3 separate regions of the Mus musculus genome follow, and all the other regions are linked to region 1. Evidence: chromatin loops called from intact Hi-C (ENCODE). Cell type or tissue: left cerebral cortex. All regions are shown on one strand. Links, peaks and the distances in the headings refer to the core of each region. The heading gives the core; the rest is flanking DNA.

Region 1 (5,979 bases), core at 988-4,987:
CAAAACTCAGTTACCATAAATGGAGAAACCAATAGATTCCATGACAAAAGAAAAAAATTTACACAGTATCTTTTCACAAATCCAGCCCTATAAAGGATAATAGATGGAAAATTCCAACATAAGGAGGGAATCTTGGCACTAGAAAAAGCAAGAAAGTAATCTTCTTTTAACAAACCCAAAAGAAGATAGCCACACATAGTTCCACCTCTAACAACAAAAATAACAGGAAGCAACAGTCACTATTCCTTAATAGAAGCACCTAAGGAAATGTTCATCATCCTTAGTCATCATGGAAATGCAAATCAAAACAACCCTGAGATTCCACCTCACACCAGTCAGAATGGCTAAGATCAAAACCTCAGGTGACAGCAGATGCTGGCAAGGATGTGGAGAAAGAGGAACACTCCTCCATTGCTCGTGGGATTGCAAGCTGGTACAACCACTGTGGAAATCAGTCTGGCAGTTCCTCAGAAAATTGGACACAGTATTATTACCTGAGGACCCAGCTATACCACTCTTGGGCATATATCCAGAAGATTCTCCAACATGTAATAAGGGCACATGCTCCACTGTGTTCATAGCAGCCATATTTATAATAGCCAGAAGCATGAAACAGCCCACATGCCCCTCACCAGAGGGATGGATACAGAAAATGTGGTACATTTACACAATGGAGTACTACTTAGCTATTAAAAAACAATGACTTCATGAAATTCGCAGGCAAATGGATGGATCTAGAAAATATCACCTTGAGTGAGGTAACTCAGTCACAAAAAACACACATGGTATGTACTCACTAATAAGTGTAAATTAGGCAAAGAGCATGGAATACCCACTAGACATGGACCACATGAAGCTCAAGAGGAAGGAAGACCAAAGAATGGATATTTCAGTTCTACTTAGAAGGGGGAACAATATGATCAAGGGAAGTAGAAGGTTGGAGGGACTTGGGAGGAAAAGAGAAGGGGGAGGGGAAAAGAGGGGAAGAATCAGGTATGGGAGGAGATGGAAGAGATGTACAGACAGGCTCTGCCAGATCCTGACCAATACAGATGTGGATGCTTGCAGCCAACCATTAGACTGTGCACAGGGACCCCAGGAGTTAGGGGAAGGTCTGAAGGAGCTGAAAGGGCCTTATTTAGCATCAATGGGAGGGAGGCCCTTGGACCTGTGATGGCTGGGTGCCCCAGTGTAGAGGAAATTGAACAGAGGTATGTAGCAATGGGGGATGGGGAACTAGGAGTAGCACCAAAAAGTCTCAAAAGCCAGGACAGCAAGGACTTCCCAGGACCCCATGGGGATGATATTAGCTGACCTGTAGAGACCATATCCAGTGGTTAGTCATGCCCTCCCACCTCGGTTGAGGGATGGGGCCACCTACCCACCTGCAAAATTTTCACCCAGAATTACTCCTGTCTAAAGGAAATAAAGGGACAAAGAGTGGAACAGAGACGGAAAGAAAAGCCATCCAGAGACTGACCCACCTGGGGATCCATTCCACCTGCAGATGCCAAGAAGTGCTTGCTGACAGGAGCCTAATACAGCTGTCTCCTGACAGGCTCTGCCAGATCCTGACCAATACAGATGTGGATGCTTGCAGCCAACTATTAGACTGTGTGCAGGGACCCCAGGAGTTAGGGGAAGGACTGAAGGAGCTGAAAGGGCCTTGTTTAGCATCAATGGGAGGGGAGTCCCTTGGTCCTGTGAAGGCTGGATGCCCCAATGTACAGGCATGTTAGGATGGTGAGGCAGGAGTGGGTGGGTATGTGGGTATGGGAGCACCCTCATAGAAGCAGGGTAAGGGGGATAGAATACAGGGTTTGCAGAGGGGAAACAGGGAAAGGGGATAACATTTGAAATCTAAACAAATAAAATATCTAATTAAAAAAAGGGAAAATAGAATAAAAGAAAGAAAATAACTAAATAAACAAAGTCCACCTTTGAGAAAGGCGACCATGAATAGCACAAAGAGGCAGTAATGAGTAAGATGCCAACAGAAAACCAGGCATATAACAGCAGAAGAAGCACAATATTCTCAAATGTCATACACTACTCTCCAATGTGGCCATGAAAAACGTCACCTTGGGTTGGTGATGCAAGCCTTCTATTCCAGCAGCACTCAACAGACTAGGGCAGCAGATCTCTATGTTCAAGAGAAGCCTTATCTACAAAGAGTTTCAGAACTGCCAAGACTACCTAAACAATATGTCTAAAAAATCAGTAGTAACAACAATGTAAAAGTCTTCAAGCCTAGTAAAGATTACAGTTTAAAAAATGTCTTCTCTAAGAACCTGGAATTCTGACATTAATACAAGACAGAAGAGCACATAAAAGACATGAATATTGAGTCACTGCAAGCATGTTCTCATTCAAACATGTGAAGAAATATTACAGAATGTTTTTAAGATTCAAAATACCAAAATCATACTAACATTTTGAAACATTGAGAAACCAAAAAGAATTTTAAAAACTAGGACAAAAGCGTCAAATGGAAGGGTGACTTCAAAAGATATTAAAACTATAGCAGTGCAAAGCATTGAGGATAGGAAGACTAAGAGTAGATATCAATGGGAAGGTAATATAGACAGAGTTTAATACTATGCAGAGATATTAAGCAAACAAATATCAACATTCTGTGAGCATTATATTAGGAAATGGAGAAATTAAGCACGACTGATAGAGAACACAAAGGAAATGCAAACTGCTCTAAAAGTCTAAGAGCAGGAAAAACTAGGAGGCATCAATTGTTCTGACAAAACAGTATATTAAAAATATAATAATGAAAATATTTAATATTGGTAAGAAGATGTGATCAGTGGATGTGAGTGGGAGGTAGACAGCATCCCTCACATACAAAACCAAATTAAATTACATTTGCCTCTGTGTATTAATTCTCACAAAGAGAGTCTTCTAATACCTATCAAGGGAACATTCTGACATTATTCTCGTACAATTATCTAGAAACATTTGGAATGAAATAGAATCTGGCCAAACCAATTTCATGTCCTCTTTCTTTCTACTGTGAATTGAGCCCCTCAACATTCCTTCCTTAATTCCTCTACCATACCTGGATCCTTTGCTACAGCTTCTTCTCTTCACCATCCAGGGCTCTTGGTTCAGACTCACAGGTGAGCAGAACTGGCTGAGGAGTGGGACACCTGTGTATGGGAAAGAGATTCTTCAAAAAGCACCCAGAACTTTTCATAGAAGGAAAATACATGACACTTCCAAAGATAAATATAAAGGAAAGAGAAAATATCACAACTAAAAATGTCTCCTTTCCTGTAAGGATTTGAATGTACTCTGTAAGATGTGAGGCTCACTCACACACAGCTCAGACACAAGCAGAGTCATTCTATCAGGAATCCTGGGGAGGAGCTGGGGAGACTGCAAGAAAACCATTGTCACCCACAGAAACCAGACTGCTGCACTTGTCCAAAGGGAGATCTCTGCAAAAAGCCCTGTCAGCAGGGTCTAGGCATTCCCACTCCTCCTACGAGAAGTGTACAGTCACAGCACTAAATGTTAACAAACCATGAAATTAAAAAACCAACCAACCAAACAAACAAACAAAAAACCCAAACAATTGTTTGGCCACATATGTTAGGGCAGAATGCTTTTCTTCAACCAAGGAGACAAATTTCCTATAAAGGTGAAATATCATAATTATTCAAAAGATGCTTTCTAACACTTTATTTTAATCTATAGAGGGTTTTCTACTTAAATGGTGTGGTCTGATATACTCACATAGCAATACTGGGCTTGCCTGGAACTAAGGTATAACATTAAAAACTCACCATATGAAGATGCATTTCTAAAGGCTTTACTTACATCTAAACTGCATACAACCCAGATGAAAAAAATCATGGCCACTAAAAAAAATTCTGCCTATGAATGTTAATGTTTACAGCAATAACAGTTTTGCTCACTGAAGTAAATTTTCTGGTTCAATAAAAACTGCACTATTTCCTCATATAATTATTGTACACAAAGTTATCTATGTGGATACCTGTTAACAGGAGCCAAAGGCATTCTCTTGAATAACCAGTTAGTAAAAGAAAGGAGTAAGAAAGCATGAATGAATTTATTGTCTTGGAGCTTTATAACTGACACGAAAACAAACAGCAGATCTAAATTACCAGATTTTTAACGTGTTACTTTATGACTGATTATTCCGGTAAGTGTAAGATAAATAAAAAGAACACTATAAACTGCAGTTCATAAGATCTCAAACTGCCCCACAACTGTAAGATATCCACAATAGAATCACTGAGAGCTGCTTCCTTAAGCAGCTGCACACACCCCTCTCCGCTCCTGCCCCGCAGCTCCTCTGACCTGGGAAGTTCCAGGGACGCCGGGCTGCGGTGCCCACCGCTGGGCTGCTCACTGCCGACTCTCCCAGGCCCACAGCTAGGAAACCCGGTCTGAGGAGAGTTTCCCGGGGTCCAGAGAGATCTAGGACACGGGTTCTCTCTGGGAAACCAGCCCACGGTTACGGTTACCGCGTAATGCATTCACGTAGGAAGTGAATTGAGGATTTTCCTGTCACTCCTGGCAGGAAATCTTTGTCAGTCTTTGGAGCAGCTCTCTTAGACCCGCCCACCATACCCGGGTTCCGGTGACGTAACTCCTTTGAAGACTATCAGCACTTAATTGTTTTTGTAGAGTCCACCCAGATTCTTTCTTTTCGCTGTCACTTTCCCGGTCGTTCCAGTAACACCCCCCCCCCCCACCCGGACTCCCCTACCCCTGCCTCGGGGATTCTGGTTCCTTCCACTTCGTCTCAGGCTTCCAGCCACGCTGCTTCAGCTGTCAGGTTGTCCTGGAAGGATGCTGCACCCTAATATCTGATAGTTCTAAACCTCTCAGATAATAGATAGGCAGCCTCACTTTTTAGCTTGAAATACAAGCTTCCTGGGCTAAAAACCGCACAGCAAAATATAACCAACACCCTAAATTCCGTTTTCCTTTCTTCCATTCCCAACACAAAATACTAAAAATAAATTTAAAAAAGCCTGGCTCCCTCCGAAAACCTGACTCAAAATATACATGAAGTATGAGAAGGACTAATCATAAGTAAATGTGGATTAAAAGATTTGGGACAGAGAATGATGAGAGGGGAGATGTGGAGCTCCGGGACAAAGGTGACTATAGAAAGTGCAACGAGTAGAACAGGGCAGTGGGGAAAGCATGGATAAAGTCAAACTCAGCAGCATTGTCCTGGCCACCATAGCAAAGAGAATAGATAATGTTAGATAGAATAGATAATAGTTTTTCAAGAATATTTTTGTGTAAATAGTCTATCAATCATAATATGGAAGAGAGCACCAGCATAAGTCCCAATTCATGTAAGAGAAAATACAATGATAGCACAGAAATTTTGATAGCCAGAAAAATAAGATTATGCCATGAGTTTACAACATATAAAGTTCTACGCACAGGGGATTCACAGTCAGGATCAGGATGGTAAAGAAAATGGGCATAGAGCTGCATGAATTTTCAAGGGAAAGGGCATTTGTGCCTGGCACATCACTTTATCCCTCTTGCCTATAACATACAGGCTGGAATTTGGATAAAGAATGTGTTGAATGTATAAATTTCTTTGGGTAGGATGGACATTTTTACTGTGTTAATCCTCCTGATTCATGAGCACGGAAGATCCCTTCAAGTTTAAATATCTTCTTCAATTTATTTCTTCAAAGACTGGGGGTTTTATCATGAAAGTCTTTCAGTTGCTTGCATAGTGTTGTGCAAAATATTTAATCCCAACCTTAGTTTCTACCCAGCCTTTGATTATTCACTTTCTGGATAAACTTCCTGGATAAAAGAACTCATAATCTTTATAATAAGCATTATCAGCACCAGAGCTGGGAAGTTATCTATTCTCTATGATATTATTAAGTCTATTTCACAGATATTAATCTTGTTATATTTTCCCATGTTTTATCTGGGCTGCTTTTAACTCCAATTAGCCAGCCA
Region 2 (5,979 bases), core at 869-4,868, 380 kb after region 1:
ACTATACTACAGGCAAGGTGCTCAGAATTAACATTTTGCTTAGTTAACTCTGGCTGCAAGGGAAAAAAAAGGCAGCTGCAAAAACAATGGTTCCTACACATCCCAAATCACCCTAAAGCACTTAAAGTCCATCCACAGAAACACTCAAACATATCTTTTAAAGGCATGCCAGTCAATCTTCATTACCTCATGATTTTTTTAAAACAAATGTGTAACTAATTGGCCAGAGATTTGTTATATTTTTAAAATAAAACTGAAGGCTTCTATATAAATAAATATCATATGTGAGCTATGTAGACTTATAAATATATATACAAATATATATTTACAAAAATATATACTTTATATACATGTATATACATATAAATAAACATAATGTAATATAAATATATACTTTATATAACATTTACTATGCATAAGTATATACTTGTATATATGCATACTTCATATATATTATATATACTTTACATACATAAATATACCCTTTATATATGCTTATACACACACATATATGTGTGTGTATATATATATATACATATATATATATACACATATATGTATATATAAACTTTATATTTACTTTATTGGTATATGCTTACGTATATGTATAGGCACATGGTACATGTGTGGAGATCAGAGGTCAAATCTGAGAGTTGGTGGACCCTTTCTACTGTTTGAGTGTGGGGAAATGGAAGTCAAGACATCAGGCTTAGTAGCAGGTGCTACTTTACTCATTGAGCCATCTCACCAACCCAAGCCTCAGATTTCTAATTTTGTTGTATTAGGAGCTACCGTTTAAGATGGCAGACATTGGTGTTGTCCCAATATCTACTTAGAAATAATATTTAGTTTCTTAGAGACTAGCTAGCTTAGTCTCTCTCTAGCTAAGGATAAGGTAATATATCCACGGTGACATAAACGAGAAAAGAAATTTCCTCAATACTCCCCCCAACAATTACTAATGGTTCCATAGAACCTAAGAAATTTGTCAAAAAATCCCCTACTTTCTGAAACATAGCAATGCCCCAAATGAAACAGCTTCCATATTGTCATAGCATGCTCTATGTGCATTAAAATACAAACAGTACAATAATATTTCCCCCTTTCCAAATAAAGGCAATCATAAAATGACCCAGAAGAGAGCCTAGCAAGAAAAAAATTTAAGGAAATTGTCATTATGTTAATGGATCATATGCAGATAGAGAAATATTACAGGAATTTTTTTCATATCATAGGATTCTCCAGAGATAGATAAAGCCATTTATAACGAGAGTAGAAAATGTAGGCAAAGCATGTAGGATGTTTGAAACAACATGTTTGTATGAAAATCAGCATGATACAATGGATAAAATGATGCCTAGTGATGGTAAGCACAAGTCTTTATTATTTTGAAAATTTTTTATTTAGTTCCACAGCCCAATTTTTCATGGGTCTCCTTATTTTCTTAATGCTAATTTTAAAAGTTCTTCATACATCCTAGGCATCAGTCTTGACAGATTAGTAACTGCATACCTATAAAATTTTGAACAACAACAAAAAAGAATTAATACAAATACATAATAGACTATAAATTCACGAACAGGAATAAAATCATGACTCTAGAAGGAACACGTACCGAACTGGAGATCATGGAGCAAAGTGAAATAAGCTAGGTTCAAAAAGAATTTTGCCTGCTTTTTTCACATATGGAGAATTGTAGGGGGCAGTAAGAAGTGAGTCTAGGAAGAGGACAGAGAGAGCTTTAGAGGTGAGGAGGAAAGAGAGTTGGTAACAGAATACGTGAAAGTAGAAAGGACAGGAGTGTGGGGAAGGAACAAGCAGTTGTCTTGGGAATGGGGCATTCATTCACTGTCATAGCAGGGTGAATAAGAACAAAGTATGACATGCATAAAATGCCTTAATGAAACCCTTTAGTGACAATCTAATCTTTTCTTTTTTTAATTAGGTATTTATGTCATTTACATTTCCAATGCTATCCCAAAAGTCCCCCACATGCTCCCCACCCACTCCTCCGCCCACCCACTCCCACTTCTTGGCCCTGGCATTTCCCTGTACTGAGGCATATAAAGTTTGCAAGACCAATGGGCCTCTCTTTCCACTGATGGCTGACTAGGCCATCTTCTGCTACACATGCAGCTAGAGACATGAGCTCTGGGGGGGGGGGGGAGTACTGGTTAGTTCATAATGTTGTTCCACCTCTAGGGTTGCAGATCCCTTTAGCTCCTTGGGTACTTTCTCTAGCTCCTCCATTGGGAGCCCTGTGATCCATCCATTAGCTGACTGTGAGCATCTACTTCTGTGTTTGCTAGGCCTGGGCATAGTCTCACAAGAGACAGATATATATCTGGGTCCTTTCAGCAAAATCTTGCTAGTGTATGCAATGGTGTTAGCGTTTGGAAGCTGATTATGGGATGGATCCCCGGATATGGCAGTCTCTAGTTGGTCCAGCCTTTTGTCTCAGCTCCAAACTTTGTCTCTGTAACTCCTTCCATGGGTGTTTTGTTCCCAATTCTAAGAAGGGGCAAAGTGTCCACACTTTGGTCTTCGTACTTCTTGAGTTTCATGCGTTTAGCAAATTGTATCTTATATGTTGGGTATTCTAAGTTTCTGGGCTAATATCCACTTATCAGTGAGTACATATTGTGTGAGTTCTTTTGTGATTGGGTTACCTCAGTCAAGATGATGCCCTTCAAGTACATCCATTTGCCTAGGAATTTCATAAATTCAAGTATCTGAAAATTATCTTGTTTCCTGATCCAGAGCTTTTACCTCTGTCTCCCTCTGCTGTTCAGCTCGGGAAATTGCAGTTCACTTTTGGACTATCCTGCCTTTGCCTGCTGCATTTGCACACCAATCTCAGTTGGTAGAGCCAGTCTGACTGTCTTGCATCCTGTTTAGACTTGGGGGAAAATCAGGGTAAGCAAATTGTATCTTATATCTTGGGTATCTGTATGATAAGAACTTCAAATCTCTGAAGAAAGAATTTAAAGAAGATCTCAGAAGATGGAAAGATGTCCCATGCTCATGGATTGGCAGGACCAATATAGTAAAAATGGCTATCTTGCCAAAAACAATCTAATCTTTTCAAACAAGGCCTTTGATTTGTGGAAACAGGACATGTTCAGAGAAAGAATGAAATAAAAGCAATTTAGATTTAATTATTGTTTTCCAGAAGTCAAGGTGAAGAAATATGAACATTGCCATTTGAGAACAGGAAGGAACTGCACAGGTGCTAAGCTGCAGAAATGATGACTGAGGAGATTGATGTGATGCACACCAATGCATCCCTGTGTCACTCTCACTGATTTTTGATCTACTGAGTGCTTTGCCAACTCCCATTTCTCAATTTCTCATGGTTGTTCCTAGGTACAAGGATCATGTACACCAGCACCACTGAACTGGTCTCTGGAGTGTGTGTGCACAGTTCCACACATATACAAAAACACGTGTGCACACATGCATACCACATGTGCATATGAACACACACACATACACAAATATAAATAGGAAAATGGAAATGACTAAAAGCAATTTTGTTACCTGTGTACGTAGTGCCTATGTTTATTTGCATGCATTTTCACATGTGTGGGAAGGTATATGTGTGTTCATTTGAGTGTACACTGTTAGGAGCGGGTGTGGCGGCAGTCCCAGGGACTGTAGCTAAGTCGTATGACTTGCACCTGACTTCCTCATATAAGCCACAAACATCTTGAGAGCTGCGCAGGTGCACCAGGATACCGGTGAATCCAGTTTGATGGAGATATGCCCCTGCTGCCCTGATTAGCTGAAGCTGCGTGCCTGGTGAGGAGGCGTGGCCTGCTGTGCGTGGATGAGAGTATAAAAGGAGTGAGAGGCCCAGGGTTCGGGGGAGATATAAACAAGAAGAATCAGGACTGAATAAACTGCTGTTAGAAGGACTGGTGGTCGTGTCGTTCTTGCTGGTCGAGAGCGGACGCGACAGTACACATGCCTATATATGAATGTGAAAGCCTTGAAATTAATTAAGATGCTTTATCAATCATTCTCTGCTTTAGTAAGGCATAGACTCAATTAAGCCTAAGGTCATCAATTCAGCTAGTCTAGCTGGCTAGCTTGCTTCAGGAAGCTCTGTTCTGCCTCAGAGAAATTCTGAGATTACAAAGTGATTTTTTTTGTGTGTGTGTGAATTTGTGGTTTCTTCAGATCACAACTCCAAAACTCCAGTTCTCATGTTTTGACAGCAGGGAATTTATCAATTCAGTCATCTCCCTATTTCCCCAGATTTGATAATTTAATATGCTTTAAAATATAATTTAAATGAATTCCTGCAAGAATAAAGAAGCTAAAAAGATCTTGGTGAACCAGTTACAGGAGATGCACACACACACACACACACACACACACAGAGAGAGAGAGAGAGAGAGAGAGAGAGAGAGAGAGAGAGAGAGGTTGAGGGAGGGAAGGAGGGAGAGAAGGAGGGAGGAAGAGACAGAGAGAGAGAGAATGCTCCCAGAAAATAATTTTTACAAGGAATGTTTTGCCGGCATATGTGCTTATGCAACTTGTAAGTGCAGTGCCTACAGAAGCTAGAAAAGGATTTGAATCCCATGGAACTGGAGTAATGACCCGTCCAGCAGGTCCAGTTATTCAAGGGACTCAAGGGGACCTTCTCCTAAGAACCACATGGGGGGAGGGAGAGATGGAAACCAAGTGCAAGAACAACACGGAAGCAGTCTGAGTAGCATCAAGGACTCTCTGTATTCAGCAAGGCTCAAGGCTTAAATGCACAAGCAAAGGAGGAAGTACTTCTCAGCAGGAGGGATGGGGCACTGGAAATTTTTCTTTTGGCAACTACATGGGGAAGCAGAAACTTGGTGGTATCAGGGTACATCTTGTGGTCAGGACATCTGGTGCTGACTTAGAGCTGGAACTTTCTGTGGTTGTTCTCAGAATGGTGGTTCGGTGGCCCGCTTTTGACCCCCCCGCTTTTCTTCTCAGGGGGAGAGGCCCAATTCGAAGATCAAGACAATAGAGTTGTCTTAATAGCTCCAACATCTCCCCCCTTTTAATATCTTTTTTTTCAATTTTTATTAGGTATTTAGCTCATTTACATTTCCAATGCTATACCAAAAGTCCCCCATACCCACCCACCCCCACTCCCCTACCCACCCACTCCCCCTTTTTGGCCCTGGCGCTCCCCTGTACTGGGGCATATAAAGTTTGTGTGTCCAATGGGCCTCTCTTTCCAGTGATGGCCGACTAGGCCATCTTTTGATACATATGCAGCTAGAGACAAGAGCTCCGGGGTACTGGTTAGTTCATACTGTTGTTCCACCTATAGGGTTGCAGATCCCTTTAGCTCCTTGGGTACTTTCTCTAGCTCCTCCATTGGGAGCCCTGTGATCCATCCATTAGCTGACTGTGAGCATCCACTTCTGTGTTTGCTAGGCCCTGGCATAGTCTCACAAGAGACAGCTACATCTGGGTCCTTTCGATAAAATCTTGCTAGTGTATGCAATGGTGTCAGCGTTTGGATGCTGATTATGGGGTGGATCCCTGGATATGGCAGTCTCTACATGGTCCATCCTTTCATCTCAGCTCCAAACTTTGTCTCTGTAGCTCCTTCCATGGGTGTTTTGTTCCCAATTCTAAGGAGGGGCATAGTGTCCACACTTCAGTCTTCATTCTTCTTGAGTTTCATGTGTTTAGCAAATTGTATTTTATATCTTGGGTATCCTAGGTTTGGGGCTAATATCCACTTATCAGTGAGTACATATTGTGTGAGTTCCTTTGTGAATGTGTTACCTCACTCAGGATGATGCCCTCCAGGACCATCCATTTGGCTAGGAATTTCATAAATTCATTCTTTTTAATAGCTGAGTAGTACTCCATTGTGTAGATGTACCACATTTTCTGTATCCATTCCTCTGTTGAGGGGCATCTGGGTTCTTTCCAGCTTCTGGCTATTATAAATAAGGCTGCTATGAACATCGTGGAGCA
Region 3 (5,979 bases), core at 869-4,868, 81 kb before region 1:
ACAATAAAAGCTCATGCTGGAGAGGATATGGAGCAATAGAAACACTCCTCCGTTGTTGGAGGGAGTGAGATCTTCTACAAAAACTAAGGAAATCATTGTGGCAGTTCCTCAAATTGATGGTAACCAAACTACTTCAAGATCCATCCATACCACTCTAGGGCATATACCCAAAGGACACACCAACCTACCCAAGGACCATGTTCACTGTATCTTTATCCATATAGCCAGAGACTGGAATCAACCTGCATAATCTTCAAAAGAAGAATAAAGAAAGAAAATATGGTACATTTACACAAAAGAGTATTACCCTGCTATTAAAAGGATGACATAATGCTTCATATATAAAGAACTCAAGAAGTTAGACTCCCAAAAAACTAAAGCCAATTAATAAAATGGGGTACAGAGCTAAACAGGATTCTCAACAAAATGTCTGAGAAGCACTTAAAGAAATGTTCAACATCCTTAATCATCAGGGAAATGCAAATCAAAATGACCTTACACTAAACAGAATGGCTAAGATCTTAAACTCAAACAACAGTACATGTTGGCAAGGATTTGGGGAAAGAGGAACACACCTCCATTGCTGGTAGGATTGCAAGCAGGTACAACCACTTTCAAAATCAATCTGGTGGCTCCTCAGAAAAGTGGAAATAGTTATACCTGAAGACTCAGCTATACCACTCCTGGGCATATATCCAAAAGATGCTCCACTATATCACAAGGACATATGCTCCACTATGTTCATACCAGCCTTATTTATAATAGCCACAAGCTAGAAACAACCCAGATGTTCCTCAACAGAAAATGTGGTACATTTACACAATGGGATACTACTCAGCTAATAAAATTTTGCAGGCAAATGGATGGAACTAGAAAATATCATCCTGAGTGAGGTAACCCAGACCCAAAAGGACATATATGGTATACAATCACTGATAAGTGGATATTCGCCCCAAAACTCATAATATCCATGATACAACTCACAGACCATATAAAGCTTAACAAAAAGGAAGACCAAAGCGTGGATTCTTCAATCCCACTTAGAAGGGGGAACAACATAATCACAAGAGTCAGAGATAGGGAGGGACCTGACTGGGAGGGGGAGAGAGGAAAAAAAATGGTGGGTGGGGAAAGGATCAGGTATGGGAATAGATATGAGAGAAATCCAGAGGGTCAGGAGAATCAATAGAAATATGTAGCAGTGGTGGGTGGGGAAGAGACCTGGTACTTTCTCTTGGGATGTGAGAGCCTTCCAAGAGCCAATGGGGAAGACAGTAGCTGAAATGCCTAACAGTGAGGAGATACAAAGTGAAGAGACCACCTCCATTAGATAGACATGGCCCCCAGTTGAGGGATGGGGTTACCCATCCATCTCAAAATTTTTAACCCAGAGTTGATCCTGTCTAAAGGAAACACAGGGAGATTATATAGATAGATAGATAGATAGATAGATAGATAGATAGATAGATAGATAGATAGATATAGATATAGATATAGATATAGATATAGATATAGATATAGATATAGATATAGATATAGATATAGATATAGATATAGATATAGATATAGATATAGATATAGATAGATAGAGCGCAGAGGCTGAAGGAAAGGCCATCCAGAGACTGTCCCACCTTGGGAACCATTCCATCTGCAGACACCAAACCTGTATGCAGACACTACTGCTGATGCCAAGGTATGCTTGCAGACAGGAGCCTGGTATGAATGTGCTCTGAGAGGCTCTGCCCATACCTGACTAAGACAGATGCAGATACTTATAGCCAGCCAGTGGATTGAGCCTGAGGACCCCAATAGAAGAGTTAGGGGAAGGAAAGAAGGTGCTGAAGGAGACTGCAACCTATTAGGAGGAACAACAGCATTAACTAATCAGAACCCCAAGGAACTCCCAGGGACTAAACCACCAACTAAAAAGTATAAATGGCTCCTTCTACATATGTAGCAGAGGACTATCTTATGTGACATTAGTGGGGGGAGGGGAAGGGAGGATTTTGGTTCTGTGGAGGCTTGATGCCCAGAGAAGGGGGTGAGACAGCAGTGGGTGGGTGAGCACTCTCTAAGAGGCAAAGAGGAAGGAAGCTGGGGTGGGCGGTTCATAGAGGAGAGATTGGGAAGGGGGACAACATTTGAAATATAAATAAAATAATTAATTTAAAAACAACCTGACAAAATGTTTCACGTCTCCACAGCCACCAATGTCTCTGAGGCTGTCACTATGGCTCATTACAAAGCCACCAACTATATAAAAATAAGAAATAAAAAAAAGAATACAAATTGCTAAGATCTGGCCATTTTGACTGAGCAACCATAGTGACAGGAGCCAGAGCAGCAGCTAAGGTTGTCCCCGTTTCCCCTCCCCCTTCCCTTTTCTGGCTGATCTCCCAGGCCCTGCATTACACAGTCCCGGTTCTGCCATGTCCCAGAAACAAGAAGAAAACCCTGCGGAGGAGACCGGGGAGGAGAAGCAAGATACACAAGAGAAAGAAGGGATTCTCCCTGAGAAAGCTGAGGAGGCAAAGCTAACGGCCAAATATTCAAGCCTAGGACAAAAGCCTGGAGGCTCCAACTTCCTCATGAAGAGACTCCAGAGAGAGGTATGGGACACCCTTATACTGTGGCACCATGGATGAAGTCTATAGAGGGTCTACTGCATGTTTTTCTCCAAAGTACTTTGACTCAGGAGACTACAACATGGCCAAAGCCAAGATGAAGAACAAGCAGCTGCCGAGTGCAGGAGCAGATAAAAACCTGGTGACTGGTGACCACAGCCCCAACCCACAGGACTTGCCCCAGAGAAAGTCCTCACTTGTTACCAGCAAGCTTGCGGGGTAACCTGGGCCCCTCTCTTCCCCTTCCTCACCCACTGGACTGTTATATATTGTAGGCAGGGAATGAGCACCTAGTCAGAGCTCAGCTTGCCATCTAGGGGAGACATTCTGCTGGGGCTTAGGTTGAAGAAGGGCTCTGAGTTCATTTCTTTGGGTAAATTGAAACTTGTACACTCTCATGATGGACCAGTAGAGACCCAAGAATAGGAAAGACTAGGAGTGCAGAGTGCTACAGCTTTTCCTGTGGTGAGAAATGTGGAAGATACAAGTTCTCCTGCTGGAGGTGCAAGTCCTTAGACAGGCTGTCGTAGAGCAGTGTCACAGGTTCAGTGTCCCAAAGCTGAATTGACATGCTGGGAAAGGCAGAGTGAAGGAGATGCTCTCTGTGCTTCTAAGTGTCTTGTCCCTTAGGCCTCTGTTCTTTGTGTTCCCATCATGGGTGTTTAGGGTACCTTCAAAGGAGAGGGGATTTGCTTGCTTAAAACTATATGACCTACTTAACCCCTCTGCTGTGTTCCTCCAACAGTTGCCGTGCTTCTAAAGGAGTGTAAAGTTTATCAGACATTAGCTAAAGAAAATGGTATCTTTTCTCTTCCAGCATGTTGCTTTTTGAAATACTTGGGCTGTAGTTCTTGTCATGCTCAACAGCACTGATTTGCGAGCTTGGCCAGGTCTGTAGCCTCTCTGGATTGATCCTGTTCCTCATCTGTAAATAGACAGAAACTCGTGTAGGCTAACTCTGACTCTAAAGTCCTACACCTGCCATACCCTTCTGGTCATCATAAAACCAAAATTGAGGCAGGCCCGTGGCTGAGCCTCAGCTTTGTAAAGCCAGAAGTACTATATGGGATGAGAGAGAGTTTGAGATTTAAGGGCCACAGCTTCCAACAACAGTCTCATAGGTATCATAGCCTTTTTGAGAGAGAAAGAGAACAGACCTGAAAAGGCTGGCCCTGGCTGTGTCTTGACTCTGCCCACTTTCCTGGGTCTGCTGTTGACCCTAGCTGCTACAAACCTGTTCTGGCAGAACGGATGGGCCTGAGGAGACAGGCCCACTGATGTGGCATCTTGTGTGAAGTGTAATCAGACACTGGTTGTATGTTAGACATGGAGGAAGAGGGATGAAGGGAGCTGGTTCCCAGAGCTTAGAGCTACTGCCAGCTGGAACAGCTGCTCCTTAGCAGATGATTCACTGGTGGAGGCTGGAAAGAAGGTGCAGGAAGGGAGGCAGTAGCCTGTCTTGCTGTGTCATCACTAGTTCGGCCTGGATCTTACTGAATGCCACCTGCTCGTCATGGGCAGAGAGGGCCAGAGTGAGAACGGCTCAAAAGAGCAAGATGGTGCAGTCTTTCTCCACTTTACAGATTGCAGTGTGCTCTTAGGGTGTCTGCTGAGTTTGTATGTGCATTAGGGGGAAGACATGTAGATATGCTCTTCTCCTGACTGGCCACTGCCCAGGTCTCAGCCATCATGCAGACTGGGTAGAAATAGGCTGGTGAGGAAGGAGTGGAGAGAGCAGGACTCCTGGTCTCCCTGTTCCCCAAACTCCTTGACTCTCATTTGTAATTGTACATAATTTTCGTGGTTTTGCTCCATTTTCTCATGTTGTCATCCTTAATCAGAAGTCCATGTAGGAAGGGGACCAAGTGGAACATCACTGTATAGTTTCTTCAATGTCCCAACCATGTTGTACATATATACATATATATATATATATATATATATATATATATATATATATATATATATATATATATATGTATGTATATATACACACACACACACACAATTGCTAAGACTCAAGGAAGTTTTTAAGGATTTGCTGTCAAGAGGGTTGGCCACAATTATAGCAGGTAAGAAGAGAAGCAAAACAAAGAATATCAACATTTGAACAAAAGTTTCAAAATACATGAAGCACTCATTGACAGACCTATAGGAAGCAGACGGAAGTCGAAGCAGATAAAGTTCAATGTCCACCATTGAGAAAGATGACCATGAGCGGCACAGAGCACTAGTAATGAGTAGCACACCTCCAGAAAATCATCCATACAACAGCAGAAGATGCACAATCTTCTCAGACTTCAAGCAGCATTCACCAGTGTGGGCATGTCACAACAAGTCGTCAAGGCCAGGTGGTACAAGCCTTTTATCCCAGCACTAGAGATGCTGGGGCAGTGGATCTCTCTCAGTTAAAGGGGAGCCTTATTTAGAAAGAGTTCCAGAACGGCCAGGACAACCTAGACAATGTGGCTCAAAAATCAACAGTAACAACAACATAAAAGTCTTCACACCTAATAAAGATTACAGTTTAAAAAATGTCTTCCCTAAGACCCTGGAATGCTGACATAAATAAAAGAAGAGACATAAAAGACATGAATACTGAGTTACTGCTAGCATGTTCTCACTCAAACATGTGAAGAAATATAAAAGAATGTTTTTAATATTTGAAATACCAAAATCATACTGACATTTTGAAATACAGAGAAATTCCTCTGAAAATTCATAAAATGAGAAACCAAAAAGAATTTTAAAAATTATGACAGAAGGATCAAACTGAAGGGTGATTTAAAAATATATTAAAACTACAGCAGTGCAAAACATTGAGAGCTGACAGGAAGACAGACGACAGCAGAGATCAAAGGGAAGGTAATATAGTCAGAGTTTAATACTAGCAGAGACATTAAACAAATCTTATTAAAATCCTGCTGGCATTATTTTAGGAAATGGAGAAATTAATCGTAAGAAAACTTAAAGGAACTACAAAACGCTCCAAAACTCTAAGAGCAGAAAAAAAACTAAGAAGCATCTTGTGTTTTGACTAAACAATATATTAAAATGATAACGAGGAAAACATTTAACATTGGTAAGAAGATATGGCCAGTGATGTGAATGGGACAGCATCCCTCACATACAAAAGCAAATTAAATTATCTTTGGCTCTGGGTATTAATTCTCACATAGAGAGTATTCTACTACATACAAAGGGAATATTATGATATTAGTCTCAGTGCAATTATCTAAAAACAATTGAAATGAAATAGGATCTGTCGAAACCAATTCCATGTCCTCTTTCCACTGTCAGTTGAGCCTGCCCACGCCCAAGGCTTCCTCATTCTCTCTAACATGCCTGGATCCTT

The links. Hi-C counts contacts between places; a loop is a spot of excess contacts. Peaks named below come from ENCODE experiments on the same cell type or tissue, not always from the same donor. Only the 100,000 strongest peaks of a DNase experiment are listed, where the experiment ranks them.
Region 2: a loop joins it to region 1, with 2.4 times the contacts of the local background. A loop is called at or near these places in 5 of 42 quality-filtered maps.
Region 3: a loop joins it to region 1, with 2.3 times the contacts of the local background. A loop is called at or near these places in 6 of 42 quality-filtered maps.

What each region holds. Positions count from the first base shown.
Region 1 is chr17:22,813,226-22,819,204 of GRCm38, forward strand. It overlaps the pseudogene Gm16386. Among named protein-coding and RNA genes, the nearest start is that of Zfp945, 51 kb to the right of the region's middle. In left cerebral cortex, for the core only: no CTCF peak of the experiment used is centred there; DNase peaks (open chromatin) are centred at 3,424 and 4,562; H3K4me3 peaks cover 1,455 bases; H3K27ac peaks cover 803 bases.
Region 2 is chr17:23,197,261-23,203,239 of GRCm38, forward strand. No RefSeq gene overlaps it. Among named protein-coding and RNA genes, the nearest start is that of Zfp40, 7.0 kb to the left of the region's middle. In left cerebral cortex, for the core only: a CTCF peak has its summit at 2,796 (motif pointing left); a DNase peak (open chromatin) is centred at 2,819.
Region 3 is chr17:22,732,534-22,738,512 of GRCm38, forward strand. It overlaps the pseudogene Gm5224. Among named protein-coding and RNA genes, the nearest start is that of Gm5493, 4.4 kb to the right of the region's middle. In left cerebral cortex, for the core only: no CTCF peak of the experiment used is centred there; DNase peaks (open chromatin) are centred at 2,402 and 4,024.